Linked DNA regions of Homo sapiens: region 2 is linked to region 1. Evidence: read pairs that join two places in POLR2A ChIA-PET (ENCODE). Cell type or tissue: Caco-2. All regions are shown on one strand. Links, peaks and the distances in the headings refer to the core of each region. The heading gives the core; the rest is flanking DNA.

Region 1 (10,793 bases), core at 1,086-9,085:
TGAGTTCATGTCCTTTATAGGGACATGGATGAAATTGGAAATCATCATTCTCAGTAAACTATCACAAGAACAAAAAACCAAACACGGCATATTCTCACTCATAGGTGGGAATTGAACAATGAGATCACATGGACACAGGAAGGGGAACATCACACTCTGGGGACTGTTGTGGGGTGGGGGGAGGGGGGAGGGATAGCATTGGGAGATATACCTAATGCTAGATGACGAGTTAGTGGGTGCAGCGCACCAGCATGGCACATGTATACATATGTAACTAACCTGCACAATGTGCACATGTACCCTAAAACTTAAAGTGTAATAATAAAAAATAAATAAATAAATAAATAAATAAATAAATAAATAAACCATTACTACAGAAAAATAATCCGACGATTGTGCTTAAAATGGATTGAAGTAGGGAAAGACCTGAGATTGGTGGAAAGTCATTAGAATGTGAACTGGGGTAGTGATAGCAAAAATAAAGAAAAAGGGACGGATGGAAGAGATATTTCATAGGCAGAATCCACAATACTAACATTTAATTGAAATAGGAGAGCTGGAAAGAGAAACTACGTGGTTTCCAGCTGGGGTGACTGAATAGCGATGCCCTTCAAACAAATAAGGATGTCAGAAGGGATCACGCTCAAGTACTGGTTTAAATAGGTTAAGCTTGAGGTTCTAGTGGGCTTATCTGGTGTATAAGTTCATCTGACAGTTGAAATTTCAGTCTGGAAGGTGGGAAAGAAGTCTGGGTAAATTTAAAAAGGAGAAAAAGGAGTTTCTTTTTTTTTTTTGAGACTGAGTCTCGCTCTGTCACCCAGGCTGGGGTGCAGTGGTGTGATCTCTGCTCACTGCAACCTCTGCCTCCCAGGTTCAAGCGACTTTCCTGCTTCAGCTTCCTGAGTAGCTGGGATCACAGGTGCCCACCACCACGCCTGTCTAATTTTTTGTATTTTTAGTAGAGATGGGGTTTTGCCATGTTGACCGGGCTGATCTCAAACTCTTGACCTCAAGTGATCTGCTCACCTCAGCCTCCCAGTGTTGGGATTACAGTCGTGAGCCACTGCACCTGGACAAAAAAAAAAGTTGTTTCTTAAGTTGCATAAGTTAAAGTGTGATACTATATATATATATATATATATATATATATATTTTTTTTTTTTTTTTTTTTTTTTTTTTGAGATGGAGTCTTGCACTGTCGCCCAGGCTGGAGTGCAGTGGCTCGATTTTGGCTCACTGCAACCTCCGCCTGCTGGGTTCAAGTGATTCTCCTGCCTCAGCCTCCCGAGTAGCTGGGATTACAGGCGCCCGCCACCATGTCCAGCTAATTTTTTGTATTTTAAGTAGAGATGGAGTTTCACCATGTTGGCCAGGCAGGTCTCGAACTCCTGACCTCATGATTTGTCTGCCTCGGCCTCCCAAAGTGCTTGGATTACAGGCATGAGCCACTGTGCCTGGCCAAAGTGTGATACTGTTACACACTTTCTCTATTTAGATATTAGAAGGAAGAGGGGAGTGTAGGATTCTGGGAGCTGCCACTCAAGGGATATAGAGGCATAGGGAAAATTAATATGAATTGGATCCTAGAAAGACAGGTCATAGCAAGGGGAAATATCCAGATTAGAAAAGCATTGCAAAATGCTGTTCGGAAAAAGTGAAATCCTAACTGGGGATATTCACAAACCCATGGTGGCCCATGCTGTGTTGCTTAGCTTGCTGGGGAGGGGCCTTTTCTCACTGCACTTTCTGTCATTCTCACCCTCTCTCACAGTTTGAACAAGAGGACCTATGAGGTCTCTTCCAAACCTAAATTTCATTATTATTATAACTTTCTTTCTTGCCAAAAAAAAAATGGCTTAGGAAGTTTATTTTTCCTAAACACATTACCAACTTGCTTTGTAGAATTTTAACCTTAAGGCCAATTATTCTGGATAAGAAAATTGTTGGACAATGGCTGCAGTACCTAATATTCTTAAAGGTGCTTAAGTAAGTTCAAGGTTAAGGAGTTCATGTGTTCCTGTCAGAGTTCTCAAGGCTTTGGAGGTTTTGATTACATTTGAAGCCAAACATCAAAAAAACTAAGACAGAATTGTCTAATGTGTTCTATTTAGCATGGCAAACCATAGCTTAAAATGCGCATTGAGACCCCTTTAAAATGCTGGCATTGGAGAAGGAACCAACAGCCTGTGTAGCTAAATTCCTTTCACCAGATTTCTCAAGGGGTGCTACTGGCATTTGTGTGGTACCATTTGTACTTGTGCAGAATGGGGCCACACATTGTGAAACTTCATCTTCCCTGGCTTTTGTCCACTAAGTGCCAATAATGCTCCCCATTTATTGTGGCAACTAAGAAACACCACTACACATTTTCTTTTTTAAAAATTTTATTTTATTTATGTTTAGTTCTGAGATACATATGCAGGACGTGCAGATTTGTTACATAGGTAAATATGAGCCATGGTTACCATGCATTTTCATGGAACTATCCTGGCTACTTCCAGCTCTCAACACACTTGTCAAATGGTCAAGATTTGTTTCCATTTCTCCCATTCTGTGCTCTTTCTCCCTTCTCTGTGCTGTCCTCTCTCTAGCCTTCCCTGGTATCTCAGTCTGTTTTCTGTTGCATATCACAGAATACCTGAAACTGGCTAATTTATAAGGAAAAAAATGTATTTCTTATAGTTATGGAGGCTGAGAAGGCCAAGGTCAAGGAGTTGTATCTGCTGAGAGCGTTCTTGCTGGTGGGGACACTCAGCGGAGTTCCTAGGCTGTGCAGGACATCACATGGCAAGAGCACTGGGCATGCAAGCTCAAGTCTGTCTTCCTCTTCTTATAAAGCCAGTTCCATTCCCATGATAACACATTAACATATTAACCCACTTATCCATGAATTGATTAATCCATTTATGAGGGCAGAGCCCTCACTACCCAGTCACCTCTTAAAGGTCTCACCACTCAATACTGCCATACTGGGGATTAAATTTCAATGTAAGTTTTGGAGGGGACAAATATTCAAACCATACCACCTAGCAAGTATCCTTGTTCTTCCTCTAAATTTTATGTTTGGGTTTTTACTGATACCACATTGTGACAATTTCTTTCTTTCTTTTTTTTTTTTTGAGACAGAGTCTAGCTCCGTCGCCCAGGCTGGAGTGCAGTGGCTCAATCTTGGCTCACTGCAACCTCCGCCTCCTGGGTTCCCTAAGCGATTCTTCTGCCTTAGCCTCCTGAGTAACTGAGATTGCAGGTACCCGCCACCACACCCAGCTAATTTTTTTGTATTTTTAGTAGGGACGGGGTTTCACCATGTTTGTCAGGCTGGTCTCGAACTCCCAGTCTTGTAATCCACTCACCTCGGCTGGCGGTGGTCCCAAGTACTGGGATTATAGGCGTGAGCCACTGTGCCCAGAACATTGTGATAATTTAATAATACAGATTTAAAATGGTTATTCCTTTGGTGGGATTTCCATTTTAGCAGGCATGAAAGCCAGCAGCTCCAGGAAAGAAGTTCTATTTGTAGAATTTTGTTGTAACAGCTTTACTGAGGTATGATTGACACACAATAAACTGTGCATGTATGTTTTATCATATATATCTCCCCATGAAACCATTACCACAATCAGTATGTACCACCCCCCTCCTCTCTACCCTGTGCCCTGGAGACTTTTTCAAGGCAGTAAACTGGGACAATCATTAGGTCTCACCTTGATTATTTCCCATCTACCAGGGCTCATTGTCTTTTATTGCCTGGTGTCTAGTGTCTTGAAATCTATTTTTGCATATATTTTGTCCAATTTTTGGTTGTTTCAGGTAGAAGGGTATATATGGTCCCTATTACTCCATCTTGGCTAGAGGCAGAAAAAAACTAGTAGAATTTTAGGTTTATACCCATATATATAGAAGAGGATTTGGACTGGTGTTAGATCCTTCCTGGAGTCAGTGATGGTCCTGGAATTTCTATAAAAAAGATCTTTGGGGCAGCAATAGGGGAGATTAGGGAATTCATTTACCTAGACTGTATGTTTATGTGGGGTAGATTGAAACTCTTTTTTCCTTAGCAGGCACAGATACATTGTTTTTATGTGGCATAGATATTTATTTGTGGTGGCTCACTCAGGGGAAGACTATTGGAGATGCTAGGGAGGTGGGGTACTCAAGTCTCCCCTTCTTTTGGCTTCTGCCTTTGGGAGCCTGCTGTTTCAGGCCAACTCATCAATTTCAGTTCCACACTATATTAATGAAGATAATCCCGAAGCTCAGAAGGACCTAGATTATCAAAGATTCATGTATGTGTACTATTCTGCCTTTTACAAAAAGATAAAACCACACACTTTTAGAGAAGTCAATTGAATATGAGATCTCATTTTCCCCCAGTAGTCCTTCGGTGTAAAGTTAAATAGACTGTAGGGGCTTGAATTTACTTATCAGAAAGTTAGAATCTGGGACACTCATTGCTGCTGCTTCTTTTCTTCTTCTTCTTCTTCTTTTTTTTTTTTTAGACAGGGTCTTGCTCTGCTGCCTGGGCCAAGTACAGTGGTGTGATTATGGCTCACTAAAGCCTCGACCTCCTAGGTAGCTGGGATTACAGGCATGCCCAGCTCCACTGCTGCTGCTTAATGTGGTGTTACTGCTTTGAGATTAGTCTACACTCTTAACACATGCTGACTGGGCAATGTGAGGACTTAGCCTAGATCTTCTGGGGTGTGGAAATAAAGCTGACCTGGAATAATGGCAAAAGTCCATGTTTATTTCAATCTTGGTCATGTATAAGAATCTCCCAAGGGCTCGTGGAGAGTACAGACTCCTAGGCTCTACTCCAGGCTATGGAATCCTCAGCTTTAGGGACAGTGTTCAGTTGTCTGTTTTTGGTAGCTACCTAGATGATTCTGTTAGCTAGCTACCAAGGTTTGAGAATTGCTGGCCTAAATAATCTACAATGACATCAATCTTCCCCTGGATTATTGGAACTCCTGAGTTCATAATATGTCTCTAACTCACCCATCAACTTCTATCTCCACTGCCAAAACTCCACTATCACCTCTCATCACTTCTGCAACACCTCTACTACACTCTCCACCTCCATTCTCAGTACCTGTCTGCCTCTGCCTGAATCCATTATCCACCTTAAAGCCAAAATGATACTTTCCAAATGTCCCTTTCTTGCTTAAAACCTTTCAGTGGTATTCCATTGCACAGCAGATAAACCTTTTACCACGTCTAGACATCCCAGCAAGAACTGGCCGTTGCCTACCGCTCCAGCTTCACCTCTTACTTCTCTTGTTCATCTCAATAGTTGGAGCACTGCAAACTCTTTCCAGCTCAGACCTTTGAACTTCTTACCCCTCTTAACATTGCTTTTCACATGGCTCACTCTTTCTCATCCTTCAGATCTTAGCTTAAATGTCCTCATCCCAGAGAGTTCTTGCTTGATCACCTAGTTTGAAGTATGCCACCCGTCAACAAACACACACAAGTTTTCTTTATCAGACTGCTTTGTTGATTTCAATTGCACTTTTGTAAGTTATAACTACATGTTCATTGCTTATTGTCTGTCTTCCCACTAGAATGCAAGCTCCATGAGAGCTGGGACCTAGATATTCTTGTGCACTGATATATTTCTAGTGTTGGCCCAGTGCTTGGTACATACTAGGTGCTTAATATTTGTTGAATGAATAATCATATTCTTTACAACCTAGCCTGGCTTGCATAATATTGGCTTGTGGGAGTGTGATTTGCTCTAAATCCATGTAATAATAAACCATGTTTGGACAGAGTTTATGTATTTCCATTATTGCCCTGAAGAATGTGACTTATGAGCTTCTGCGGGGAGGGCTCTGCCTTGTAGCAGGGCACTGAGTGAAATTCTTAACATGGTCTTTGTAATTGGAAGGATTGAAGGAGGGGCAGTTCTAGGAATAGGCATCCACATGCTCCCATAGTCAAGTCTTCATTTCAGCATGTAATTCCCCACATTTCTGGGATACTTTGAGAGTTCCATTGTTTTCCTCCAATTTAGAAAAATAAAAGAGGTTTTTAGTTAATGTTTGCAGCTGGGCATGATGGCTCACGCCTGTAATACCAGCACTTTGGGAGGCCAAGGTGGGTAGATTGTTTGAGCCCAGGAGTTTAAGACCGGCCTGGGCAACATGGTGAAACCCCATCTCTTAAACAAACAAACAAAAAAGCAAAAATTAGCTGGGCTTGTGGCATGTCCCTCTAGTCCAAGCTACTCACACCACTGCATTCCAGCCTGGGTGACAGAGTAAGACCCTGTCTTGGCAAAAAAAAAAAAAGGAAATGTTTGCAGTAGTTGTTTTAGGTTACTGTGGAGGTTAAAACTCTGTTAAAAGTGACAGAAATGCATTTTAGGTTTAAAAAGGGAATTTATTGGAATTACTGCGTCAACTCATGAAATTCAGTATTCATTCAACAGATATATTTAGAAATGGAAATATATAAAGATATAGATACAGACAGAGATCTCTCTGTCAGTCTAATCTGGCATATTCGAATTGCTGGGCTCTGTGTTCTATTTTAAATGTATGAATACAATGGTGAGCAAACTCAGTAAAGCTTAGAAATGGAATCCTGGGAACGTAGGAATGGTAAGAACGGAATTTAGACACAGCTGGAACTGGGGGCTTGAGTGTCCCAGGACTCAGTCCCTGTCTCCTTCTCTGATGTTTGTGTGTCAATTGCATCTTCTCTCCCTGAACACCACATCCTCCATGGGGCAGCACACGAGTCACTGACTGTCTTAAATTCACATTTTACAGCTTCCACCACCAGACAAAGGCTAACTCACACACTTACTTGTATTGAATTTTTAAATCCTGAAGAAAGTCTCTGATTGCCCAGCTTGAATAAATGACACACTGCTGAAAAATATTCACCACAGCCGACAAATCAGGGTCTTTAAAAACATGGCAGCTTCTGTGTGCTCTGTTTGTAGAGGAGAGGAGTAGTTTCCAAAAAAAGGAGGGTGAAGAGGGAGCTGGGTCTACTGTCCCATAGTTTTTTAGCACTGTCATCTCCATAATTAAACATTTGAGTTAGAAGCCTAAACAAAAGGCAGGGTGGGATAGAAAACACTAAGTAGAGGACTAAAGGATGTTATCATGTACAGAGATTTGAAACACCTCCTAGGTGCCATGTTTTGGGCCTAATGATGAGAAGCTGCAGGCCACAAGAAGGATGTTGTTATCAGAAATGGGGCCTCGCTATATTGGCCAGGTTGGTCTTGAACTCCTGGGCCTCAAGTGATCCTTCCACCTCGGCCTCCCAAAGTGCTGGGATTACAGGCATGAGCCACCATGCCTGGCTCAACCAAAGACTTTAAGGCAACTGTTATAACCATGCTCTAAGAAGTAAGTATGAACCCCTTTGAAGCAAATGGAAAGACAGAAAGTCTCAGCAAGAAATAGAAGACATAAAAAAGGGACCAAATGGAAAGTTTAGAATGAAAAACATACTATAATAACTGAAATTTTAAAAATTCACTGAATGGCTCAATAGCTGGAATGGAGATGACAGAGGAAAGTCACTGAATTTGAAGATAGATGAATAGAAATTATCTAGTCCGAACAAAAGAGAATAAAGATTGAAGGAAAAGACAAACAGAATCTCAGGGTACTGTGTGGCAGTATAAAAAGATCTAGTATTCATGTCTTCAGAGTCTTAGAAGGAGAGGAGAAAAAGTATAGTGCAGAAAAATAGCCAGGCACAATGGCTCATGCCTGTAATCCTAGCACTTTGGGAGGCCTAGGCTAGAGGATCGCTTGAGCCCAGGAGTTCAAAACCAGCATGGGTAACATAGTGAGACTCTGTCTCTAAAAATAATAATAATAATAATAAATTAAATAAATGTAAAAAAAAATTAATGAAAAGAAAAAGTATTTGGAGGAATAATGACAGAAAATTCTCCAAATTTGGTAAAAGATATACACTTACAGGTTCAAGAATCTCAGTGAACCCCCAAAAAGATAAACTCAAAAAAATTCCACATCCAAACACATCATGATCAAACTGCTGAAAATAATAAAGGAAATTAAAAGATACTTAGAACTTAATGCCAATACATACCAAAGTGCATGCAACTGAGCTAAAGCAGACTTTAGAGGTCTGCTCTAAAGCTGTATTTACAGCTTTTACTGTATTCACCAAGAAATAAGAGAGTTTAAAAAAATAAATGAGTTAAACATTCCACTTAAGAAATTGTAGGCTGGGGCAGGGTGCAGTGGCTCACACCTGTAATCCCAGCACTTTGGGAGGCGGAGACAGGTGGATTGCTTGAACCCAGGAGTTTGAGACCAGCCCTGGCAACATAGTGAGACCCCATCTCTACAAAAAATTTTTAAGTTTGTAAAAATAAAAGAGAGATTTCAAGCTGGGAACAGTGGCTCATGCCTGTAACCCCAGCAATTTGGGAGACTGAGGCAGGAGGATCACTTGAGGGCAGGAGTTTAAGACCAGCCTGGGCAATGTAGTGAGACCCCCATCTCTACAAAACAAAGTAGTTTTCCACTATCGTGGAGGTTCTAATCTTATGGGAGAGAGAAGATAACTTAATGTAAAAGGATAAACTTCCCCTCAAAATTATTGAAATAAAAAAAAAGATAAACCATCAACTGAAGGCAATATAGGGTAATAGTAATAGCTTGCACATATTGTTTCCAGTTTTGCAAACTCATTGCATGTATCCTCACATAAACCTTATGAGATGGGTACTATTATTGTTTCTATTTTAAAATTAGGAAATGAAGTCCTAGGTCCACTAAGATGTCAAAAGACAAAATAAGCATAGATTTAGTTTTATTTGTGATTCTAGAAGTGGGAGAAGTGGTCTGAAAAGCTGAGCAGAGGAGGTTGACTTTATAGGCAGAGAAAGGCTGAAGTAAGCTGAAATGAGGCACAAATTGGATTGCTTGTTTCAAAGTTACTGTTCTTATAGGGTTAAAACAGAGGACACTACTTCATTATTGACTGAGGTTGAGTGGAATCTGTTCTTCTGGAAAACTGGTCAGTTTCCAAGTTCAGTTTGATTACTGGTACTAAGCACAAGGGACTCCCTTCTGTTTTGGTCCGTTCTGCTGGGGCCTCATGCAGGAGGCTAGTTGAAAACAATGGCCTCTCATCAACTTTGTTTAACAAAGGTCACATAACCATTAAGTGGCAGAGCCAGGATTGGAATTTAGGTCTCACCATACTCTGCAACTTCTTAGTTTCTCCAACTTGTTTTCTTGTGCAGCAAAGTAAAGAAAGGTCATGGTGAGCTGGAGAGAATAGGGAAAGTAAAGGACACAGCATTGATTCTGAAAAAAGTGCTGATGCTATTGGGAAAATCAGAAGAGTATTAGCAGGAGGGGAATTAAAGAAAACATCATTTAAAAAATCTCAGGCCAGGCACAATGGCACAGGCCTGTAATCCCAGCACTTTGGGAGGTGGAGGCAGAGGTGGGCAGATCATTTGAGCCCAGGAGTTTGAGACCAGCCTGGGCAACATAGTGAGTTCCCATTGTTACCGGGGTGTCCTTGCTCCCAGAGCTCCCAAGATGAAGGCAGGCCGCTTCCAAGATGGTGGCAAGCCTTGTGTTCTCTGACCTGGGGTTCTTGGCCTCATGGATTCCAAGGAATGGAATCTTGGGCTATGTGGTGAGTGTTATAGCTCTATTAGAAGCCGTGGGTCACGGAAGAGAACCGCGTAACCCAGTAACTAGTGTTCAGCTCCATTAGGACGAACCCGGGCACTTAGCTGTGCAGGAACAATGGCAAGCCTTTAGCCCGTTCGGGAGCGGCACTGGGCGTCTCACTGGATCAGGAGCACAGCGGACACCCTGCCGGATCCGGAGGGATGGAAGTCAGTGGCGGGTCTGCCAAGGCGGCAAACAGGAGTGGTGGACGGGGAGCGAAAGCTCAGCTCGAGCCGTAACAAACAGACAAAAAGACAGTGCAGTTGCAAGATTTAATAGAGTGAAAACAGAGCTCCCATAAAAGGGAGGGGACCCAAAGAGTGTAGCTGTTGCTGGCTCAAATGCCTGGGTTTATATCCCGATCATTGTCCCTCCCACTGTGCTCTCAGGCGATAGATGACTGGCTATTTCTTTACCTCCTGTTTTTGCCTAATTAGCATTTTAATGAGCTCTCTTTACTACTGATTGGTTGGGTGTGAGCTAAGTTGCAAGCCCCGTGTTTAAAGGTGGAAGTGGTCACCTTCCCAGCTAGGCTTAGGGATTCTTAGTCGGCCTAGGGAATCCAGCTAGTCCTGTGTCTCACCATCACTACAAAAAAATACAAAAATTAGCTGGGCATAGTGGCACATGCCTGTAGTCCCAGCTACTCAGGAGGCTGAGGTGGGAGGATCACTTGAGCCTGGGAGGTGGAGGTTACAGACAGCCCAGATGGCACCACTGTACTCCAACCTGGGTGACAGAGTGAGACCCGGTCTCAAACAAACAAACAAACAAAACCCCTCTCTTCATATCCTTATTTGAATTGTTTTTTCTTTATAGGATCCATTAGCAATGTACAATTAAAGGACAATCAAGTTTCAAAACTTAAAAAGTCCTTTCAGTGGAAATATCAGGGCTCCATGAAGGACAGGCACAATACTTTCAATATATACAGTGCTTCATTCTGTGAAATAAAATGTATTTCCGAAATACAGTTTATTTCTGAAAACAGAAACGTATACTAAAAGATTGCAGTATCAAATCTCCTCTAGTCAATGGGTTATTACCAGCGAGGTTCAATGACTTCCTTGTTTTAACAAGCATTCCTTTTGTGAGAAAACATTT
Region 2 (8,000 bases), core at 1-8,000, 150 kb before region 1:
AAATCCATCTCTTCCTTGGCTTACAAAAAATGACTTTATACACAGTAATTATTTCATAATAATTATGGCAATACATCTCAACAAACTAGGCACAGAAGGAACATATCTCAAAATAATAAGAGCCATCTATGACAAACCAATAGCCAACATCATTCTGAATGGGCAATTCCCCTTAAGAACTGAGACAAGACAAGGATGCCCACTCTCACCACTCCTATTCAACATAGTACTAGAAGTCTCAGCCAGAGCAATCAGGTAAGACAAAAATAAAAGGCATTCAAATAGGAAAACAGGTAGTCAAATTATCTCTCTTCACTGACAGTATGATTCTAAACCTAGAAAACCCTAAAGATTTTGCCAAAAGACTCCTAGACCTGATAAATAATTTCAGCCAAATCTCAGGACACAAAATAAATGTAGAACAATCAGTAGCATTTCTATACACGGACAAAGCTGAGACTTTATCAAGAACGCAATCCCATTTACCATAGCCACACACAGACACAAAAATACCTAGGAATACACTTAACTGAGGAGTTGAAAGATGACTACAAGAACTAACACCGCTGAAAGAAATCATAAATGACACAACAAATGGAAAAGCATTCCATGCGCATGGGTTGGAAGAATCAATATCATTAAAATATCCATACTGCGCAGAGCAATCTACAGAATCAATGCTATTCTTATCAAATTATCAGTTATTTTTCACAGAATTAGAAAAAACTATTCTAAATTCATATGGAACAAAAACAGAGCCTGAATAGCCAAGGCAATCTTAAGCAAAAAGAACAAAGCTGAAGGCATCATATTACCTGACTTCAAACTATACTGCAGAGCTACGGTAACCAAAACAGCATGGTACTGGTACAAAAACAGATACACAGACTGATGGAACAGAATAGAGACTCCTAAAATAAAGCCATACATCTACAACCAACATATCTTTGACAAAGTTGACAAAAATAAACAATGGGGGAAAGGATACCCTATTCGAAAAATGGTGCTGGGAAAACTAGCTAACCATATGCAGAATAAAACTAGACCCCTACCTCTTACCATATACAAAAATTAACTCAAGATGAATTAAAGACTTAAATGTAAGACCTCAAACTACAAAAATTCTAGAAGAAAATATAGGACATACTCTTCTATACATTGTCTTAGGCAAATAATTCAGGATGAATACCCCAAAATCAAATGCAACAAAATAAAAAATAGACAAAGGAGACTTAATTAAACTAAAGAGCTTTGGCACAGCAAAAAGAACTCTCAACAGAATAAACAGACAACCTATAGAATGGGAGAAATTATTTGTAAACTATGCATTTGACAAAGGACTAACATCCAGAATCTATAAGGAACTTAAACGAATCAACAAGAAAAAAACAAACATTCCCATTAAAAAGTGAGCAAAGGACATGAATACACTCTCCTCAAAAGAAGACTATGCGCCGGGTGTGGTGGCTCACACTTGTGATCCTAGCACTCTGGGAGGCCGAGGCGGGTGGATCACGAGGTCAGGAGATCGAGACCATCCTGGCTAACATGGTGAAACCCCGTCTCTACTAAAAAATACAAAAAATTAGCCGGGTGTGGTGGCACGTGCCTGTAGTCTCAGCTACTCGGGAGGCTGAGGCAGGAGAATAGCGTGAACCAGGGAGGCGGAGCTTGCAGTGAGCTGAGATCGCACCACTGCACTCCAGCCTGGGCAACAGAGCGAGACTCCATCTCAAAAAAAAAAAAAAAAAAAAAAAAAGAAGACTACGCAAGCTGCCAACAAACATGAAAAAACCACTAATCATCAAAGAGATGCAAATCAAAACTGCAATGAGATACCATCTCACGCCAGTCAGAATGGCTATAAAAAAATAAAAAAAAGTAACAGATGCTGGTGAGGTTGTGGAGAAAAGGGAATAATTATACACTATTGGTGGGAATGCAAATTAGTTCAGCCCCTACGAAAAGCAGCTTGGAGTTCTCAAATAACTAAAAATAGAACTATCATTTGACCCAGCAATCCCATTGCTGGGTATATAACCAAAGAAAAATAAATCATCCTACCTAAAAAGACATGCGCTTGTATGTTTATCCCAGCAGTATTCACGATAGCAAACACATAGAATCAATCTAGGTTCCCATCAATGGCAGACTGGATAACAAAAATGTGGTACACATACACTGTAGAATACTATGCAGCCATAAAAAAGAATGAAATCATATCCTTTGCAGCAACATGGATGCAGCTGGAGACCTTTATCCTAAGTGAACTAATGCAGAAACAAAAAACCAAATACTGTTATGTTCTCACTTATAAATGAGAGCTAAATCTTGCGTTCACAACTTTTCCATCTGTGCTGTGGAGCCCATCATATTGTCTCGCCAATCCCAGAAATCAATTCTTGTAATTATCCCACTTATTTAATGCATCAAAGATGGACACAAAGATGGAAACAACAGACACTGAGGACTCCAAAAGTAGGGAGGGAAGGAGACAAGGGCTGAACACTTCTTATTCGGTACCACGTTCACTATCTGGGTGATAGGATCAACAAAAGTCCAAACCTCAGCACTACACAACATACCCTTTTAACTAAACCTTCACACATACCCTCTGAATCTAAAATAAAAATGGAAATTAAAAAAAAATTGTGACAATACATAAATGTGTATACATTATACTAGTAAAATATATCAAGTGTCTGGTCCAAATCTGCAACACTGGAAAAAAAAGTTTAATGTTACATTACTGCCAAAATGTTATTTTTAATTTTCTTTCATTTATTTATTTAGAGACAGGGTCTCACTCTGTCGCCCAGGCTGGAGTGCCGTGGCGCAATCACAGTTCACAGCAGCCTCAATCTCCTGGGATCAGGTGATCCTACCACCTCAGCCTCCTGAGTAGCTGGGACTATGGGAGCATACCACCACCCCTGGCTAATGTTTGTATTTTTTTATAGAGACAGGGTCTCACTGTTGCTCAGGCTAGTCTTGGAACTCCTAGGCTCAAGCTATCCTCCTCCCTCAGCCTCCCAAAGTGCTGGGATTACAGGCGTGAGCCACCACGCCTGGCCCAAAATGTTATTTTTTAAATGGTAAAAGGAATCAGTTCACTTTAGGGTAAGACTGATGTTTGTTTTAGATCTGGTAATGATTCTAATACTCCACAGAACTATGTATTTTTTTTCAGTTGTATGGGAGGAAAGTGCTGACAAGTATGCAGAGTGAAATAAACAGTGTGCTGAAATAAAGTCTAGAAAGCAGTACATTTTTAATGATGGGCCAAAGACTGAATACCATTTATACTGTGTATATAAGATATTTAAACATAAATATCTTAAACATAAAATTATGCAAACTTTTATAAGGCTGCATTCTTTTTAAAAACCAGGTAGCTTAAAATATCAGAAATGATTGTTAAATCAATTTTTATTAGCATAAACCACTAACAATAAGATGAACCAAGACAGAAATCATTTTTTAAATGCTTCTCTGATTTTAGATCGGGAAACCACTTACATCACTTCTTTATTCCTACGAGGCCCTTCAAAGGGTCTAAATGGCAGTGATCCAGTAGCTGCATGGTAAAATGTTACCCCAATGCTCCAAAGATCAACTGTTGCTCCATATTTCTTCTGATGATCTTTTCTTAGCACTGCTCTCTCATACATATCAGGGTGCTAAGATTAAAAAAAAAAGAAAAAAATCATGAACCTGTGACCCATTTCATTATACAAACAAATGGATACTCAATAATGCTTAGAAATTCTATTTTGTTTTCCTAATAACTTCACTTTCCCAATCTGAAAAGACTATTTCACATCTTCCCCTCCCTCCTCAAACCTCCACCACCTCCTTTGATCCTCAGTTTTGATGACCCTGCTTCATAATTTAATGTGGAAATGGAAGGAATCAGACCAGCACTCCCTTATGCCCTTTACCAAATACAACCTACCTGAATCTGTGTCCGTTTTATTTTTTTCTCTTTTTTTTGAGATGGGGTGGAGTGCAGTGGCTTGATCTCGGCTCACTGCAACCTCTGCTTCCCGGGTTCGAGTGATTCTCCTGCATCAGCCTCCTGAGTAGCTGGGACTACAAGTGCTTGCCATGATGCCTAGCTAATTTTTGTATTTTTAGTAGAGACAGGGTTTCACCATGTTGGCCAGGCTGGTCTTGAACTCCTGATCTCAAGTGATCCTTGAGGACCTTAAGAGCCTTGGCCTTTCAAAGTACTGGGATTACAGGCATGAGCCACTGCACCTGGCCAATCTGTGTCCATTTTCCAGGCCTACTTTCCAGTCACAATGGAACTGCACCTATACATGGCCAACTTTTCCATCTGTGCTGTAGAGCCTATCATATCATCTTGCCAATTCCAGAAATCAATTCTTGTAATTATCCCACTTATTTAATGCAGCAATGTTTCCCTCTGTTCTGATTCATTACTTTCTGCTTACAAACATGCTTTAATATCTCCCATTTTAAAAGATCTCTAAATTGACCACAAAACTCCTTTCAACAATTACCCAATTCTCTGCTTCCCACCACAGCAAAACTTCTCAGTACAGCTGTCCATGCTTATTATAACTGCCTTACTCCCTCATCTCCCATTCAGACCTAATGTATTAAATATCATATGTATGCTTTAACTTCCAAAACTACCTTGGGCCCTGAGCTTCAGATTCATATATCCTACTATTCTCTCGATATCTAAAAGGCAGCTCAAACTTAACGTATCCAAAATTGACTCTTGGTCTTCCCACTTAAACTTGTTTCCTCCTAAACTTTAAGTAAACAATACCACCACATATCTAGCTGCTCACACCCGAAACCTATCAGGCAGCCTTAATTTCTTTGCCTTATCCCTCAAATGCAATCTGTCAGGGTAAGTGCATTTAATTTAATGAAATTAAATTCTCTAGAATCAATTCAGAGGACTAACTTGACTGGGTTCACTGGGGATCTACTGACATTAAACACACGTCCTTACACATAGGACATATTACACCAAGCTTGTCCAACCTGCAGCCTGTGGGCCACATGTAGCCCAGGACAGCTTTGAATGTGGCCCAACACAAATTCATAAACTTTCTTAAAACATTGAGGTTTTTTGTGATTTTTTTAAAATAGCTCATCAGCTATCATTATTTTATGTGTGGCCCAAGATAATCTATCATATTTTATATGTGGCCCAAGACAATTCTTCCAGTGTAGCCCAGGGAAGCCAAAAGATTGGACACTCTGCACTAATACCATAGTCACTGAGAACAGATGGAGCTTCTAAGAAATTGTTTAGGAGCTCACAAAACCTAACAGATATTCTGATGGACATTTTGTTCTGCAGAGAATAACCAGTGGTCACACACAGCATGGCCTCCTGCCATCTGCCTTCATGAAAGTTATACACTTGCAACTTGAAGATTTTTGGAAGATAAATCTTGAAAAGTGTACGTATGGACCAAAGTAGAGTTACCACCTAAATGATCCCAAACCAAAACAATTCCTTATGACATTGTAGGATTTAGCTATGGCCCAGGGAACTGGGAACCAGTGTAGGAAATGCTGCTGGGAGGGGCTTCTAAATGATGCAATCTGTGACTCTCACTCCCAAAGGATCACAATCTCTGATTTCTGAGGGTCGGGGTGGTGGGGGGGTGCTGGAGATGGGGGTGGGAAAAAGACTCTTTTGAGAAACACATTTTAATGAGAAATCAGAATGCAGACAAGTATAAGAACTGGGTATTGACGTGAGTGTCCAAACATATGCCTACTAGATATATGGGATCTCAGTGGCTTTGCTGGTTCTGTAGCACAGCACATAAAGTGATTATTGTCCAAAGAAGTGATTGCCAAACCTTTGACCTAGCAGCTGGTACTTAGTGTGTAAATGGTGTCATGAAGAGGCCAAAAGTACCTGGATATGTCTGATGCCTTCTGGAATATAAAGCCTCCTGGGAAGAGGGGACACAGTGATTCCAGAAGGAGACAAAGACGGACCTCCTCACACGGTGCAATAATATACTGCCTAATTGGTACAGCTGGAAGCTATTCCCTGGGAGTGATTAACTTGGGGTGGCTTGACACATGCTGGTCTGATACATTTGTGCCCACTGGCTCTGTCCTGATGTGTTACTGGCTTGGTGTTACTGGGCCTGGGCTATTGCATCTGGAAGAAGAGCATAAGGATAAAGCTACTCCAAGGTTTTCAGGATTATATTACTGAGATGATATCCATCATATTAAAAACAGTAGAAGAGACAGGGTGTGGTGGCTCACATCCTGTAATCCCAGCACTTTGGGAGGCCAAGGTGGGTGGATCGCTTGAGGTCAGGAGTTTGAGACTAGCCTGGCCAACATGGTGAAACCTCATCTCTACTAAAAATACAAAAATTAGCTGGGTGTAGTGGCACACACCTGTAATCCCAGCTACTTGGGAAGCTGAGGCAGGAGAATTGCTTGAATCCAGGAGGTGGAGGTTGCAGTGAGCTAGGATGGCACCACTACACTCCAGCCTGGGCAACAGAGTGAGACTCTGTCTCAAAAGTATACATATATATATATAGACACAAAAATATTAGCCAGGTGTGGTGGTGTGCACCTGTAACCCCAGCTATCTAGGAGGCTGGCACATAAGAATCACCTGAACCTGGGAGGTGGAGCTTGAGTGAGCTGAGATTATGCCACTGCACTCCAGCCTGGGCAACAGATTGAGACTCTGTCACAATAACAACAACAACAAAAACAAAAAACAGTAGAAGAATGTTTTCTTTGGACTTTAACATACAAAAGAGAGAGAATTTAACATATGGGTTGTAGTTCCTGGGAGCTTCAAAACGAGGGAAGTTTCCAGTTAAATGTAGAATATAGCTAGGCTGCTGAGCCTTAGACTATTATTTATCTCATTCTGGTGCACTGTATTTGAATATTTCCCATTCTGAAATAGGAAATAAATAGAATGGGGTTAAATTTCAGCCTAGAGTACAGCACAGACTTGGAATTAATTTATTTAATGTTTTGCTCTTCCTGTTAAAAGTCTTAGAGGCAAAAGCTAAACTGTGTTCCCAGGAGGTTACATGAAAGATTAATAGTTGGTATTGGGGGAGCAACCTCATGAAGGCTGGTACAGGACTGCTGTTTGCTTGTTACAGTGATTATCATGATTGGAAAAGGCGGAGACCAGACACTGAAGGACATACTGCAGTGTATGTGACAGTTCTGAAAAATGATCCTCCTATATATAGCCTGAATGACTTTGGAATATTCTGCCAGATACTTGTGCAAGTGAGAAATCTATTTCGAACTCCATTTTATATATAACAAAGTATTTTTGTACAGCTTTTCCAAGAATGTAACTATATTTAAATTTACTTTTAGTTAGAAACTTTACCAAAAATTGTTCACTACTTTGGAAAATCATGTCAATAACAATACTACCATTTGTGATGTGATTCACTAATACAACATGAGTTATCACTGCACTTGTATTCAAAGTAGTATTACATATAGCTGCAAGCATATATCACTACTTGTTTGCTCATGAAGCTGTTTCTAAATTTTTACATATTAAATATCTATTATTTTATTATAAAATATGTTCCTTTACATTATTAAGATATGCTATTTTAATTAGGTGTGCAGGTTTATAATATTATCTAGGAATTTCATTTCAAGATACTGAAGGGAACACTACAAAATATTTATTATAACAAGGGGGTATTGGTCTGACAGGGTTTAAACTACTAGCCTGTCTGATCTGGCTAGCCCCCTGATCACTTCTTTAATTCTAAGTCCTTCCACTTGCCTCTTTACTCACTAAATTCCAGTAAAACTGCCATCTTTTCTGTTTCTCCAACTCCTGAGGTCATTCTTGTCTCCAGGCCTTTACAGCTGCTGTTTTCTCTGGGCCTGATGGAACCAGACTGAAGCCCAAGAACATTCTTAGAGCAGTAAACCTTGGCAAGCAGTGCCCTCCTGGGAACAGTAGTGTCCTGAGCATTCAT

What was found. Peaks named below come from ENCODE experiments on the same cell type or tissue, not always from the same donor. Only the 100,000 strongest peaks of a DNase experiment are listed, where the experiment ranks them.
Region 2: POLR2A ChIA-PET joins it to region 1 with 16 read pairs; 2 of 35 experiments call an interaction of 5 or more read pairs at or near these places.

Annotation. Positions count from the first base shown.
Region 1 is chr12:64,319,066-64,329,858 of GRCh38, reverse strand. All of the region lies in intron 3 of C12orf56 (chromosome 12 open reading frame 56), which reads left to right. Among named protein-coding and RNA genes, the nearest start is that of C12orf56, 66 kb to the left of the region's middle. RefSeq lists an enhancer at 9,759-10,337. In Caco-2, for the core only: no CTCF peak of the experiment used is centred there; DNase peaks (open chromatin) are centred at 5,828 and 6,208.
Region 2 is chr12:64,469,910-64,477,909 of GRCh38, reverse strand. TBK1 (TANK binding kinase 1) reads right to left here. Exons shown (of 21, transcript NM_013254.4): 6 at 3,520-3,680. Among named protein-coding and RNA genes, the nearest start is that of TBK1, 22 kb to the right of the region's middle. In Caco-2, for the core only: no CTCF peak of the experiment used is centred there; no DNase peak of the experiment used is centred there.